Regions from separate parts of the Homo sapiens genome. Here region 1 is linked to region 2. A link is an interaction called in ENCODE POLR2A ChIA-PET data of the cell type or tissue named here. Cell type or tissue: Panc1. All regions are shown on one strand. Links, peaks and the distances in the headings refer to the core of each region. The heading gives the core; the rest is flanking DNA.

Region 1 (7,832 bases), core at 956-5,955, 380 kb after region 2:
GGAGTATTGGAAGCTGTTTTGAAGCAAAAAAATTATATGTTCTAGTTTGTGTGTGTTTATATGCTTAATAATTTTAGATATTTGAATTAAATACATGTGTTAACTTCAATCAAATATATAATTTTTAAATAAGATATAATTGTATATACTTGTTTTTTCAAACTAAAAAATGGTAAAACTTAGCCTTTTGTAATTGAGAAAGATATAAATAAAATTAATTGTAAAATAAGCTTTGCAGTAAGAAAAATGGGAGATTTTCAAGCTCCATAAAAGTAAATGCAAAGGAGAATTAATGTTTACGAATGAAAGAAATTTTCTATTGATTATGAATGAATCTTAGAGCATAGCTTAGAGTCATATGCATTATCATTGTGAAACTTAATCTCACATTTCAGTTTTTTAACCATCCTCTTTCACTTTCCCCATTCAACCACTCTTAAAATTGGTCATGGAATTTTTACGTTGTAGTGCTTGTGAGATGATAGTCATGGGGTTTAAATGCTTGAGGAAGTCAGTGAGGGGTTTAGTTGTAGAAAGAATGGTTTTTTGTGTTCGTTTTTGTTTTTAAGACAGTATCTTGCTTTGTCACCTAGGCTGGAGCATAGTGGCACAGTCGTGGCTCACTGCAGCCTCAGCCTCCCAGGCTCAACCAGTCCTCCCACCTCACCCTCCCTGGTAGCTGGGACTATGGGCATGTGCTACCACACCTGGCTGATTTTTGTATTTTTTGTAGAGGGTGTTGCCATGTTGCCGGGGCTGGTCTTGAACTCTTGGGCTCAAGCAATCCCCCCACCTCAGCCTCCCAAAGTGCTGGGATTACAGACATGAGCCACCATGCCCTACTGAAAGAATTTTAAAAAGTAACCCCAGGGTTATATGTATCCATTGATTACGAGCATTTCTAATGACCCCATAACTGATTTCTTGTGAATGAAGATTTTGGCCAGGCGTGGTGGCTTGTGCTTGTAATCCTAGCACTTTGGGAGGCTGAGGCGGGAGGATTGCTTGAGGCCAGGTGTTCAAGACCAGCCTGGGCAACACAGTGAGACCCCCACCTTCAAAAAAATAAAAATTAAAAAATTGAAATAAAAAATTGTTTTGGAAATTACAGTTTAGAATGATCTCAAGAGCTCTTGTTTTCACTTAGAGTAGTAGCTCTTTTTCCATTTAGTTATATCATTTAAGTGGGTTGAGGAGAAAGCTATTTTGACATTCATTGTAAGATGAAGAATAGCATCTGCAGATTATTTTATTCTTTGTTAGTACAGAATTTTATTTTCTAATTATAAACTTATATTTAGCTGTATAAATAGAAAGTTTGGAAAGCAGAGGAGAAGTGCAAAGTACCTGCAATCTAAGGGAAATATTTGATTTCACAGCATTTTATTTACTTGGTGAAAACCAAATACAATGGCAAATGTTCCACAGGAGACTAAAGTTAAACCACTGAAATCACGCATATCTGAGCATGAACAGACAAGGCATTTGTGTCACCAAGAAGTCAAGGAGACCCAAAATAAACATTTACGTGACTGCCAGGCGCAGTGCCCTTTCATATTTGCATTTTGCCTGGTGTGAACATCGTTTTACCAGAGTATGGAAATGTTTTCATTTTGGACATAACTTTCTCTTCTAATATTCGATTGGGACTATCATAGGCCATTTGGGGGAAAATAATAAAACATATCTTCAAGTTTTAAAATTTTACTTAATTTTGGACATGTGCAAGAAAATTTACTGCTACTGGTACTTGCTCTGAATTTCTAGGTTTCAATTTTGGTGAGACTAGACTAGTTGCTCTGAAAGATCTCTGCGCTGTATTCATCTTACAAGTCTACTTTTATACTGATACTCATTCCTTGGGAAGACATAAAAGAATGAAAAGGTGATGCAGTTCATTTTCCACAGCATTGAACACTCATTTGTCACCAGCGTAGAAGGGATTTGGGGAGAGATTAAGCAGTAGCAGTAATAGTCAATAATCTGCGTCTAAAGTGGCTTGCTGGCTTTACTTCAGTAAATTCTGGCCATGTGAAGAATACCTAAATCAACTATCAGAGTTCTTAACAGTGAACCTGTCATAACTATGATTTTTTTTTCTTTTTTGCAATTATAGAATTGATTTTTTTTTTCCTTTTGAGGCAGAGTCTTGCTCTGTCACCTGTGCTGGAGTACAATGCCACAATCTCGGCTCACTGCCACTTCCGCCTCCCGGGTTCAAGCAATTCTCCCGTGTCAGCCTCCCGAGAAGTTGGGATTACAGGCGCATGCCACTACCGCTGGCTAATTTTTATATTTTTAGTAGAGAGAGGATTTCATCATGTTGGCCAGGCTGGTCTTGAACTCCTGACCTCAGTTGATTCCCCTGCCTCCGCCTCTTAAAGTGCTGGGATTGCAGGTGTGAGCCACCGTGCCTGGCCTGATTTAACAATTTTAATACAGGGATTCTTAGCAAATAAAATATCTCATCAAATTGTGAAGACACAGAGCTGATAGCTGAAAAATGATTCCTGGTTAAAATCTGATACTTTAGAAAATACTTGGAATGCTGCCTCCAATTTGGTGTAATTTCCAATATCAAAAACAAATGAATCTTATGTATTTGAGTCTGAACTTTTTTTTGGATAATATGAATATGAGTCTCATTTACACTCTGGCTAATCAGAAAGTATTTGTTTTTAATTAAAAATTATGTTTAAGCAGTGTAATCAATAAAAATTAAAACTTCAAGGCCGGGGGCGGTGGCTCACGCCTGTAATCCCAGCACTTTGGGAGGCCGAGGCGGGCGGATCACGAGGTCAGGAGATCGAGACCACGGTGAAACCCCGTCTCTACTAAAAATACAAAAAAAAAATTAGCTGGGCGCAGTGGCGGGTGCCTGTAGTCCCAGCTACTCGGGAGGCTGAGGCAGGAGAATGGCGTGAACCTGGAAGGCGGAGCTTGCAGTGAGCGGAGATCGCGCCACAGCACTCCCGCCTGGGCGACAGAACGAGACTCCGTCTCAAAAAAAAAAAACAAAAAACAAAAAAACAAAAAAAAACACTTCAAACCTTGCATCTGAATAAAGGCAGACTGTACCTCCCTTACTTATAACCTCCCTACTTAACACTAGTATAGCATTTTTCTTCCCATTGAGTATATTTCTAGTACTATATTTTTACAAAGTTTTCTCTTGCTGGGGAAAATAAAAGCTAAGATTAGTTTTTTATTGTACTTTATGGAATTGCATTACTTATAAACATTTCCTTTCATCATATGTACTCATACTCACAAAATAGCATTAAAAAAGCATTAAAGGCTGGGCATAGTGGCTCATGCCTGTAATACCAGTACTTTGGAAGGCTGAGGTGGGCAGATCACTTGAGCCCAAGCATTCAAGACCAGCTCGTCGTCTGTACTAAAAATACAAAAATTAGCCAGGTGTGGTGGTGCACACCTATAGTCCCAGCTACTCGGGAGGCTGAGGTGGGAGGATTGCTTGAGCCTGGGAAGTTGAGGCTATAGTGAGCCAAGATCACGCCACTGCACTCCAGCCTGGGTGACAGTGAAAGACCCTGTCTCAAAAAAAACCATTAAAGATACTATGCTGGCTGGGCACAGTGGCTCACACCTGTAATCCCAGCACTCTGGGAGGCCGAGGCAGGCAGATCACGAGGTCAGGAGATTGAGACCATCCTGGCTAGCACAGTGAAACTCCGTCTCTACTAAAGAAAAATACAAAAAATTAGCCGGGCGTGGTGGCGGATGCCTGTAGTCCCAGCTACTCGGGAGGCTGAGGCAGGAGAATGGCGTGAACCCTGGAGGCCAAGCTTGCAGTGAGCTGAGATAGCGCCACTGCACTCCAGCCTGGGTGACAGAGCGAGACTCCATCTCAAAAAAAAAAAAAAAAAAGAAACTATGCTATGTTTGGAAAAACAAGGAACTCTTTAGAGCAAGCCTGGCTGAGCAGCCTCCTATAGTAGGAAAGCTCGTTGTTACTTTTGCCGTTTGAAAAGTCACTTAACCTCTCTAATCATTATTGTGAAGGTCATTGCCTTTTTGGTGGCTCAGCCAAATATTGTTTTGAGAGTCTGGATGGGAGGCTGACTGACACTTTCTGTGACTTAGAGTCAGCTCTTAAGGAAATCTCAGGAGGGTGGTAGAAGTAGGGCCCTTTCCATTTTCAGATTTTTATCTGGTCTCTGGAGACCAGGTAACTGTCAAGTTGGTTTCAGTACCTCTTGAGTGGCAATTTTCGTCAGTCATCATTAGAGGTAGATATTGGATAGAATATATAATAACAGCAGTATGTAGGTAGAAAGTATGAGGAAAATATACATTGTTTTCCTCATCGACTTAATTATTAAGAAAACATGTTTTTCATTTGACAAAAAATCTTATTAGCTAACCTTCTTCATTAACCTTAGTCTTGGTTCTTTTGTGATCAACTGCAAATTTCTTTTATTTTTATTTTCCCCGAGACGGAGTTTCACTCTTGTTGCCCAGGCTGGAGTACAGTGGCGCAATCTCGGCTCACTGCGACCTCCCTCTGCCTCCCAGGTTCAGGCGATTCTCCTGCCTCAGCTTCCCAAGTAGCTGTGATTACAGGTGTGTGCCACCATGCCTGCTAATTATTGCATTTTTAGTAGAGACGGGGTTTCACCATGTTGGTCAGGCTGGCCTCGAACTCCTGACCTCAGGTGATCCACCTGCCCTGGCCTCCAAAGTGCTGGGATTACAGGCTTGAGCCACCACGCCTGGCCCACAAATTTTTTTATTGGCAGTTTTTGCTGAGATTATAGGTAGTGGGCAAACAATTGTTATTATGCTCACAGGCACTATAAACATTTTATTTCTACTTTTTACTTGTGTATGCTTATCATTGGAAGTAAATATAACAGACTTTGTCGTTCTCTTGAGTTAGTTAGCTTTGTTATGTTTTCATGGACATAATTAACCTCCCTTCTGTGCTTAAAAATGTTCGACCAGTTTTATGTTGTCGTCGTTTTGTTTTTTTTTTGAGATGGAGTCTCGCTCTGTCGCCCAGGCTGGAGTGCAGTGGCGTGATCTGGGCTCACTTCAGTCTCCGCCTCCTGGGTTCAAGTGATTCTCCTGCCTCAGCCTCCCAAGTAGCTGGGATTATAGGCGCGTGCCACTACACTTGGCTAATTTTTCGTATTTTTAGGAGAAACAGGGTTTCACCATGTTTCCCAGGCTGGTCTCAAAAACTTGACCTGAAGTGATCCACCAGCCTTGGCTTCCTGAGGTGCTGGGATTACAGGCATGAGCCACCGTGCCTGGCTGTTCAACCAGTTTTAGAAAAGATTTGGTAGGAAATTTCTTCATTGAGTCAACATGAATTTATTACCACTTCTGGGGAAAAAAATCACTACTTAGAATACATATCCTACAAATAATAGAGTAGTATTTTTGTATGTTAAGGACAAATACTTAAAAAATTTAGTTGTTGACTGAGCATGGTGGCTCACGCCTGTAATCCCAGCACTTTGGGAGGCAGAGGCAAGCAGATCCCAAGGTCACGAGTTTGAGACCAGCCCGGCCAATGAAACTCCGTCTCTACTAAAAATACAAAAATTAGCCAGACATGGTGGCGGGCATCTGTAGTCCCAGCTACTCCTGTTTGGGAGGCTGAGGCAGGCGAATCGATTGAACCTGGGAGGCGGAGGTTGCAGTGAGCTGAGATCATGCCACTGCACTCCAACCTGGGTGACAGTGAGACTCTGTCTCAAAAAAAAAAAAAAAGTTGGGTTGTTAATGGAAATTTAGGGGTTCAGTTCAGGATTTTATAAATCTGGCTGCATGTCAGATCACCCCAGAGATTCTGACTCAAAAGTCTAAAATAGGGTCCAATTCTCTTTTTAAAATAAATGCCCCAGGGTGATTTTTTTTTTTTTTTTTTTTTTTTTTGAGGCAGGGTCTCACTCTGTTTCCCAGGCTGAAATGTAGTGGCGCAGTCTTCGGCTCACTGCAGCCTCAACCTCCTGGGCTCAAGCAATCCTCCCACCTCAGCCTCCCAAGTAGCTGGGACCACAGGCATGCCTCACCATGCCCAGCTAATTTTAAAAATTTTTTGTAGAGACAGGGCCTCGCCTTTTTGCCCAGGCTCCTCTCGAGCACCTAGGCTCTAGCAGTCTTCCCACCTTGACCTCCCAAAGTGCTGGGATTACAGGCATGAGCCACCGTGCCCAGCCCCAGGGTAATTTTGTCACAGCTGGGCAAGTGTTAAGAAATGCCTTTCTTAATTTACTGTTAAAAATCTAAACATAGCACTGGGCAAAATAAAGTTGTAGGTATTTTCATAGTTACAAGGCTAAGCATGCATTTCAAGATCGTAAATGTCCATTCAAATCAAATTCTGTTTTGTTTCAAAAAGTTATGAAACAAAAAAGGGTAATCTTACTTTGTCCTTTTCATGTGATGAATTTGGAAGGGCCCTTTAAATTTATTATAATGGGATTTTATATGAAATTTGTTGCACCTTCATGAAATAATATTAAGTATAGAGACAAAGCTTCTAGAGAGAGGTTGTGTTTATTTTGCTTCCTTTTGATGTCACTTTTTACTCTGCTAGGCACCCTGTGAGCAGTTAGTAAATCTTCAGTAGTGATGGCCATGGACAAGCTTGAGATCCAGTTAATGGAGATTAACTAGGAGATTCCTATCTGGGAATGGCAAGACTGCAGTTGTGGGCACTGCCAGTCTCTTCCTTATTTATTCTGCTTGCAGATAGGCTCCTAATTAGAAGCTTCACTCCATTAAAGCAACACTTGTTATCATAAGTGTTTGCATCCATTGTGAATGCTCTCTTTTAAAACTTTGCATAATACAGTTGCTTGTTTTTTCCTGTGCTTTTTGTTCAATCAATACATGCTAGTAAGTGCTTATTTTTTTAAAGAATTTAATTTACATACAATGCTTTTTGACTAGTATGAAGTGCTCCTTTGTGTACAAGATCATGATGATCCAGCCATTGATGTATGTAAGAAGCTTCTTGGAAAATATCCAAATGTTGATGCTAGATTGTTTATAGGTAAGTAACAAATTCTGTAGTAACCATTTTCCATTGATAGTATTAAGTATCAGTAATCTCTGCATTGAACTGAAGATTAAGGTGTTAGCCATGTTTGTTTTAAACATGTTTGTTGGAGTACTGAGAGGTGTTTACGTCCTTTTGAGAAAAGTTATAAAAACAAAGGTTTTTTTTTTTCATATCTGAGATGAACAAAATCACACACAAAATAATATTTTTCCCATTAATCAGACATGAGGGTCTGTTATTTTTTGTTTCTTCAATATTTTAAATGTGTGGCCTTTTCTGTATCTTACTGACTATAATTGGAGTGAATGATAGAATTCACTTTTATTACATTACAAGAAGGGTATTTTTCCAAAAGCCTACAGGCTTATTTGAAAGACTTGTAGAGGTGTGTTTGCCATTAGTGTTTTTTTTTTTTTAACATAGAGCTGATGTGGTCTCTCTAAAAAACCAGTAAGTCGTATAAAATGATATCAGATCTTTGCTATTTGAAGATCGGGCAATGATTTAAATTTTTTATTAGCTTAAAATGCAAATTTGAAAATTAATATAAGTGTAGCATGCCTACGAATTAATCAGGACCATTACAAATCTATCAGCTCATGGTCAGAGATGCTCATTCTTCACATGTGCTATCTTAAATTATTTACTGTCATATATTTATGGGGTTTTTTTGGTTTTTTTTTTCTTTGATACGAATTTTTTGCTCTTATCACCCGGGCTGGAGTGCAATGGCACAATTTCAGCTCAGTGCAACCCCTTCCACCTGGGTTCAAGCAATTCTCCTGCTTCAGCC
Region 2 (7,832 bases), core at 967-5,966:
AACTCACTGGCTAACAATGCAGTGTACATGTAAAGCAGTAATACTATTTATTACGCATTAAATTTGCAAAGATTTAAAGAATATTTGACCAGAGATAGTACTCAGGGGCTTCTGCTCCTCATGTGTCATTTAAAGCAGTATAACCTTTCTACCCTTTGGTTTAGTAATTCTGCTTTTATGACTCTGTTTTTTAGGAAGTGTGATTTGATAAAGGTTCAATAAGAGAATGAGGCTGGGTGTGGTGGCTCATGCCTGTAATCCCAGCACTTTGGGAGGCCAAGGCAGGTGGATCACCTGAGGTCAGGAATTGAAGACCAGCCTGACCAACATGGAGAAGCCCCATCTCTACTAAAAATACAAAATTAGCTGGGCGTGGTGGTACATGCCTGTAATCCAGGCTACTTGGGAGGCTGAGGCAGGAGAATCGCTTGAACCTGGGAGGCAGAGATTGCGGTGAGCCAAGATCGCACATTGCATCCAGCCTGGGCAACAAGAGCAAAACTCCGTCTCAAAAAAAAAAAAAAGAGAATGAACAATTATATCTATATGATGATCATCATGTCACTAATTAAAATTATCTTTATGAAGAATTAATGAGTTGCGTGCAGTGGCTCATACCTGTAATCCCAGCACTTTGGGAGGCTGTGGTGGGAGAATCACTTGAGGTCAGGAGTTAGAGACCAGCCTGATCCGCGCAGGGAGACCCCATCTCTACAGATAATTTTTTAGAATTAGCCAGGTATGGTGGCACCTGCCTGTGGTTCCAGCTACTTGGAAGGCTGAGGTGGGAGGATTGCTTGAGCTGGGGAGGTTGAGGCTGCAGTGAGCTGTGATCATGCCACTGCACTCCAGCGTAGGCAACAGAGTAAGACCCTATCTCTAAAAAATTTTAAAAAATTTTTTAAAAAGAAAAATTAGCAGTAAAATGGGAAATAATCATAAAAGAGTAACAATACAAAGTGAAAAGAATAACAATACAAATTATGCAGTTTTTCTGTTTTAAACTATATAGAAACATTGAAGGAAATACACAGAATTGTGTATTGGCCATTAGTTAACTTCTAGGTAATATGATTTTGAGTAATTTTGTATTTTATAATTATCTGTTGAAAAAATAGTTTCGTAAAAGTGACAGTGTGACCTCATGGTAAAAAGCCAGGATGTAGTTAATTAGTGAATTCAGAATTCTGAGAATAGCGTAATCAGTGAGAGTATGGTATTGGAGAAAGCTCTGGAGATTGTTGGAATTGAACTCTAGGCCCTGTTGAATTTATGTTTGTGATAGTGAGGGTGCTGTGGGAATGCATTCTATGTAGTAGGAAGTATGCAGGTCAGAAGAATAGTACTGGAACTGCAGCAGTGTAGGAGAGACTTAAAATGGATGCCTGATTAGTGTATCTGTAAGGCTGATAGGGCCAGCTGTGGTAATCTTTGAAAGTCTATATTGGTGGTGCTGCATATCTGTGATGTATTTAACGTTTTCAACAAAATTAGTGTTATTTGTTTGCTTTGGGGAGAGGTGATAGGATATAAGGATCAAGAGCACGGGCTTTGGTTTCAGACTAAGTTAAAAATCTGGCTCTATCGCGTATTATACATGTGACCTTGGGCAGGCTACTTAATACTCTGTGTTCCCAGTTGTCACATCCATAAAACCGAGATGGTAATAAAATGTACTCCATAGGGTTGTTGTGAAGATTAAATGCAGTGTATTGTACTTACTTGTATTACACCGTGCTTGGTGCGGGACCTGGCATTTGGTAAATATTCAACAAATGTTTGTGCTATCATTGTTGGAAAGAGAAAAGTTAGGATATAGGGACAATAAGTTTGAACCTTTTTTTTTTTTTTTTTTTGAGACAGAGCCTTGCTCTGTTGCCTAGGCTGGAGTGCAGTGCCACAATCTCGGCTCCCTGTAACCTCCGCCTCCTGGGTTCAAGTGATTCTCCTGCCTCAGCCTCCCAAGTAGCTGGGACCATAGGTGCATGCCACCACACCCAGCTAATTTTTTGTATTTTTAGTAGAGATGGGGTTTCACCGTGTTAGCCAGGATGGTCTTGATCTCCTGACCTCATGATCTCCCTGCCTTGGCCTCCCAAAGTGCTGAGATTACAGGCATGAGCCACCGTGCCCATCCTAAACCTCTTAAAAAAATTCAAAATGAGGGTGAGAACTTGCATCTAACTATAAAGCACAAACTTTTCATCTTTCTCAATGTTTTTCTTAACCCATGTGTTTACATTGTTTCCCTATATTGCCTTTTCCTTTTCTATTTTACAAAGCTCTTTTTGAGAACCATCGAAACTATATTCCTTATAGTTATTAATGTGTTCCTATTTCAGACCCAAAATACAACAGCTTCCTTTCTTGCAAACAGGAAATATTCTATTTCTTATATCTTTTAGATGAATCAGCTTTAGATAAAATAATAGAAAGGTGCCTCAGGGATGATGATCATGGCTTGATGGAAGAATCCCAGCAATATTGTGGCAGCTCAGAGGAGGATCACGGTAATCAGGGAAATTCAAAAGGAAGAGTCGCACAAAACAAAACTCTTGGGAGTGGCAGTAGGGGTAAGAAATTTGACCCAGATAAAAGCCCCTTTGGACATAATTTCAAAGAAACTTCAGACTTAATTAAACATCTGAGAGTCTACTTGAGGAAGAAATCTCGGAGGTATAATGAAAGCAAGAAACCCTTCAGTTTTCATTCAGACCTTGTTCTGAACCGCAAGGAGAAAACCGCCGGAGAAAAGTCACGGAAATCTAATGATGGTGGGAAAGTCCTGAGTCACTCTTCAGCTCTTACTGAACATCAGAAACGTCAGAAGATTCATTTGGGGGATAGGTCCCAAAAATGCAGTAAGTGTGGGATAATCTTTATTAGAAGATCAACTCTTTCTAGGAGAAAAACCCCTATGTGTGAGAAATGTCGGAAAGATTCATGTCAAGAAGCAGCCTTAAATAAAGATGAGGGAAATGAGAGTGGAGAAAAAACTCATAAATGTAGTAAGTGTGGAAAAGCCTTTGGCTATAGCGCCTCACTCACCAAACATCGGAGAATTCACACTGGAGAAAAACCCTATATGTGTAATGAATGTGGAAAAGCTTTTAGTGATAGTTCATCGCTCACACCACATCATAGAACTCATAGTGGAGAGAAACCCTTCAAATGTGATGACTGTGGGAAAGGTTTCACCCTAAGTGCTCACCTCATTAAACATCAGAGAATTCATACTGGAGAAAAACCTTATAAATGTAAAGACTGTGGGAGACCCTTTAGTGACAGTTCATCTCTTATTCAACATCAGCGAATTCATACTGGAGAAAAACCCTATACATGTAGCAATTGTGGAAAATCCTTCAGTCATAGCTCATCCCTTTCCAAACATCAGAGAATTCATACTGGAGAGAAACCCTATAAATGTGGCGAATGTGGAAAAGCCTTTAGGCAGAATTCATGCCTTACCCGGCATCAGAGAATTCACACTGGAGAAAAACCATATTTGTGTAATGATTGCGGAATGACTTTTAGCCATTTTACGTCTGTGATTTATCATCAAAGACTTCATTCAGGAGAAAAACCCTACAAATGTAACCAGTGTGAGAAAGCCTTCCCAACCCATTCACTGCTAAGTCGTCATCAGAGAATTCATACTGGTGTAAAACCTTATAAATGTAAAGAATGTGGGAAGTCCTTCAGTCAGAGTTCATCTCTTAATGAGCACCACCGAATTCATACAGGAGAGAAACCCTATGAGTGTAACTATTGTGGTGCAACCTTTAGTCGAAGCTCAATCCTTGTAGAACACCTAAAAATTCATACCGGAAGGAGAGAATATGAATGTAACGAATGTGAGAAGACATTTAAAAGTAATTCAGGCCTCATTAGACATCGGGGATTTCACTCTGCAGAGTAATCCTGGAACTACATTAAAGTGGGGGGAATTTAATTCAAATTGTCAGTTACTGAAACCCTGGGATGTAAACTTACAGTATTGATCAGTAGCTGCAGCTTTCGTAAATTGGCAGTTAGGAAAAATATCCTTTTGCCCATTCATCCCTCTTCTTTTCAAGGATGGCAACGACTGGTAAACAGTAATTAGTTGGTAAAGTCACTGGAAAGGGAAGAATGCAAAATGATTCTGAGGCCAGACGAATTGGAAAAGCTCTTTTCTTCAGGGGATTTCTCTCTGATTTCTTCTACTACCATGTAGTGTGATGGAGAGAACTTGACTGCAGTCACATAACTTGGATTCTGTCCCAGTTTGCCAACCAACTTGCTGTATACACCTTGGACAAGTCATTTGACCTTTCAGAATTTTATTTTCGTCACCAGCAGAATGAAGGGATGGGATTAATGATTTTTGCCTTTTTTGGTTTTTTAGTTTTTTATTGGTATCCTGATAATCTCTGAAGCTGTGGACATAAGTTATTTTTTTTTATTTGTCATTACTTTCAAGTTTCTCTAGTAAAAAATACAATACCACTATTCAGGATGCTGGACTTCTTTTCTTTTTTTTTTCTTTTTTTTTTTTCAATTTTTCTTTTTTGGGATGGAGTCTCACTATGTTGCCCAGACTGGTCTTGAACTCCTGGGCTCAAGTGATCCTTCCATCTCACTTTCCTGAGTAGCTGACATTACGGGTACACTCCATCAAGCCTGGTTCCTAGGATGCTGGACTTCTAGCTTAGTGAGAATGCAGTATACTTTTTGAAAACTTCGTGCAGGAATCCCTCAAATGCTGTAACTAGGAATGGGTCAGTGAAGTTCAAACGACTTTTCCTTGAGGGAGTATTTTAATCGGACAAGGGAACTCTTTTTCTTTTGGGCATTGGCCAACAGGACTGAGAAGCCAGAGAGCTTGCACCTGAGCCATCTCAGCCGTGAGAGTAACAGTCCTAGGAAAATAGATGGGGGCTGGGGGTAAGGAAATGTGCTGAAGACAGAGCTATTCTGGATGGATTTTGGTTTGCAAAAATTCTACTTTAAAACAATTTTGCCTGTAGCAAGTACATTTTTTTGCAATTGGAGTGTAAACATTCTGTGTGGCAACAGTTAAAAGCTGTTATAACAATTTGCTTGGGTGTGTGTGCATGTGTGTGTGTGTGTGTGTGTGTGTATACATTGTTGCCACTATCTAAAATTAGGGCATTTCATACTAAAAACAAAGCTTGTCTTAAAAAAAATTATAAGGGCTAACAACACTGGGCTTTTATTTATGTAAAGCACTCAGCTGGTCCTGGGTAGCAGCTGCCACCTTTTGATGGGGAATCAACTTTCTGACTTAGCTAGTTCTCTCATGTATGTCACCTGACTTTCCCACTGTATGAATGTTCTATTATAACCCCTACCATTTGGAGAATAGATACCCTAAAATCTAAAGAGACTGCACTGATAGCAAGTAAAGTTCAGGGAATGAATGTAGAATTGATACAGAAAAAATTTTCAGTTAAGTTTTCTTTTGTGAAATTAGACCTCAGAGGAATGGAATATACGGGTATTGGTGGATTATTCCTTATAAATTTCATTGGTGGAGTCTGAATAATAATTTCCAACTGAAAAAGGAACTTAAGGCCCTGAATGAGTGAGGTTTTGGCTTCAGGTCATAGGGTTCTGGAGGAACCCCATGGACTCAACAGTGGTCTAGAAATAAGTTCCTAAAGTTGAAATTGTGGGCACCTCCTATAAAAAGAGAGCTAAACCAGAAAACTCTTCACTTATGGAAGTAAAGCGATCCTTAATGCTAATCTTAGACTCAGGAACATTTACTGTGACTAATGTATGTAGGTGTGAAATGCTACCTCTGGGAGAAGGTTTTTGGTGCCTCCCCAACCCCAAGCCTGCAGTTTAAATATTGCCGTGTGATAAATTGGTCCGCATAGTTATTGCTAAGCAGACCAACGAATCACATCCTAGCCATGAAAGGAATGTTTATTATGAGAATCATTCATAATGGTTTTAAGTTTTTTTCTGAAAAGACAGAAAACTTGTTGTAAGTTTTGTTTTCTGAAAAATATAATTTATAGAAAGTTGAAGAAATAACGTAAAAGTCTTCAGAAGAGGCTTGTTCCAAGATGATTACTCTTAGACTCCCTAACATTCATAACAATGTTTTATCCCAGTATCCATTGGGAATCTGGAGTATAAACTTTTTTTTTAAAGGAATTTATTGAGGTACAAATTACATATCATTAAAACCATTTCAAGTGTACAATTCAGTGAGTTTTAGTAAATATGCTGAGTTGTGCAACCATTACCATAATCCATTTTTTAGAACATCATCCCAGCAAGATCCGTTATTCCAGTTTACAGTTAATCTCCCGTCCAACCTCTAATCCCAGGCACCCACTACTCAGTCGACTTTGTGTCTCTAGAGTTGTCTTTTTCTGTACATTTTATGTTATATGTGATCTTTCTGTGTTTTTTTCATTAATGTGTTTTAAGTTCATCCATGTTGTAACATACTAGTACTTTATTCCTTTTTATCATAAATAATATTACATTATGTGGATGCTTCGTGCATTCACTAGTTGAAGAACATTTGAGGTTTTTCCAGTTTTTGCCTGTTAGGAATAATGCTGCTTTGAACATTGGTATGCAAGTGTTTTGAACGTTAGTGTACAAGTCTTTGTGTGGACATGTTTTCATTTTTCTTAGGCAGATGCCTGAGGGGAGTTGCTAGGTCATACGGTAAATTTTCATTTAACTTTTTTAGGAAACTGCCAAATTGTTTTCCAAAGTGACCGCATTATTTTACATTCTGACTAGTAATGTGTGGGGCTTCCCATTTCTCTACAGTCTTGCCAGTCATTGTTGTCTGTTTTTTAAAAATTATGCCCATCCTAGCGTTTGAAATGATATTCCTTTGTGGTTTTAACTTTGATTTTCCTGATGGCGAATAATGTCAAAGCATCTTTTATGTGCTCTTCAGCCATTCATGTATCTTAGTGAAATGTTTATTCAGATTTTTTGTCCATTTAAAATTGGAGTTTGCTGATACTGTGTTGTAGTCCTTTTTATTCTGGATATAAGTCCTTTATCCAATATGAACTTTCTAAATACCATGTACTAGCTACAGAGAGCAGCCCAAACTCTGTTGGATAATATTTATCAAAGTCTTGATTTCAGTAGTTAAGTCTGTATAATTGCCTGCAGGACATTCAGTCTGGCCCATCACCCAAATATTTAAATTCACTTTTGGATTAAGTCAGATTATCAAAAGGCTTTAAACGTCTTTTGATTCATTATAGGATTGCTTTTATGAAGAGCACTGTGACACATTTTACTTTAAAATGAAGTCCTTGCTTTAAATAATGTTTCCTCTTAATGAGCGTGTATAAATTTTTTTCATGTCACAGGACAAGGCAAGGTTTTGGTCAATAAAGTCATTTTATTTATTTTAGAATTATTTTTTAATGTAGTAAGATACATATAGCTTAAAATGAACCATTTAAACACTTTTTGGTTATACAGCTCAATAGCATTTAGATAGATGCACATTTTGTGCAGTCATCACCACTATCCATCTCCAGAACTTTTTCATCATCCCAAACTGAAACTCTGTACTCCTTAAACAGTAACTCCCCATTTTCTCCTCCTCAGGCTCCTGGTAACCACTGTTCTACTTCCTGTCTGTACAAATTTGACTGTTCTAATTACTTGGTATGAATGGAATCATACAATATTTGCCCTGTTGTGTTTGGCTTATTCCACTTAGCATTATGTTTTCAAGGTTCGGCCGTGTTGTAGCACATATCAGAATTTAATTCCTTTTTAAGGCTGAATAATATTCCATTTTACTTGTATACCACATTTTGTTTATCCTTTTA

Evidence for each region. Peaks named below come from ENCODE experiments on the same cell type or tissue, not always from the same donor. Only the 100,000 strongest peaks of a DNase experiment are listed, where the experiment ranks them.
Region 1: POLR2A ChIA-PET joins it to region 2 with 7 read pairs; 2 of 35 experiments call an interaction of 5 or more read pairs at or near these places.

Annotation. Positions count from the first base shown.
Region 1 is chr9:111,915,922-111,923,753 of GRCh38, forward strand. It overlaps UGCG (UDP-glucose ceramide glucosyltransferase), which reads left to right. Exons shown (of 9, transcript NM_003358.3): 3 at 6,928-7,030. Among named protein-coding and RNA genes, the nearest start is that of MIR4668, 12 kb to the right of the region's middle. In Panc1, for the core only: no CTCF peak of the experiment used is centred there; no DNase peak of the experiment used is centred there; H3K27ac peaks cover 1,796 bases.
Region 2 is chr9:111,539,252-111,547,083 of GRCh38, forward strand. It overlaps ZNF483 (zinc finger protein 483), which reads left to right. Exons shown (of 6, transcript NM_133464.5): 6 at 2,406-7,832. The coding sequence ends at 3,919. Among named protein-coding and RNA genes, the nearest start is that of ZNF483, 18 kb to the left of the region's middle. RefSeq lists enhancers at 5,778-5,947, 6,011-6,180. In Panc1, for the core only: no CTCF peak of the experiment used is centred there; no DNase peak of the experiment used is centred there.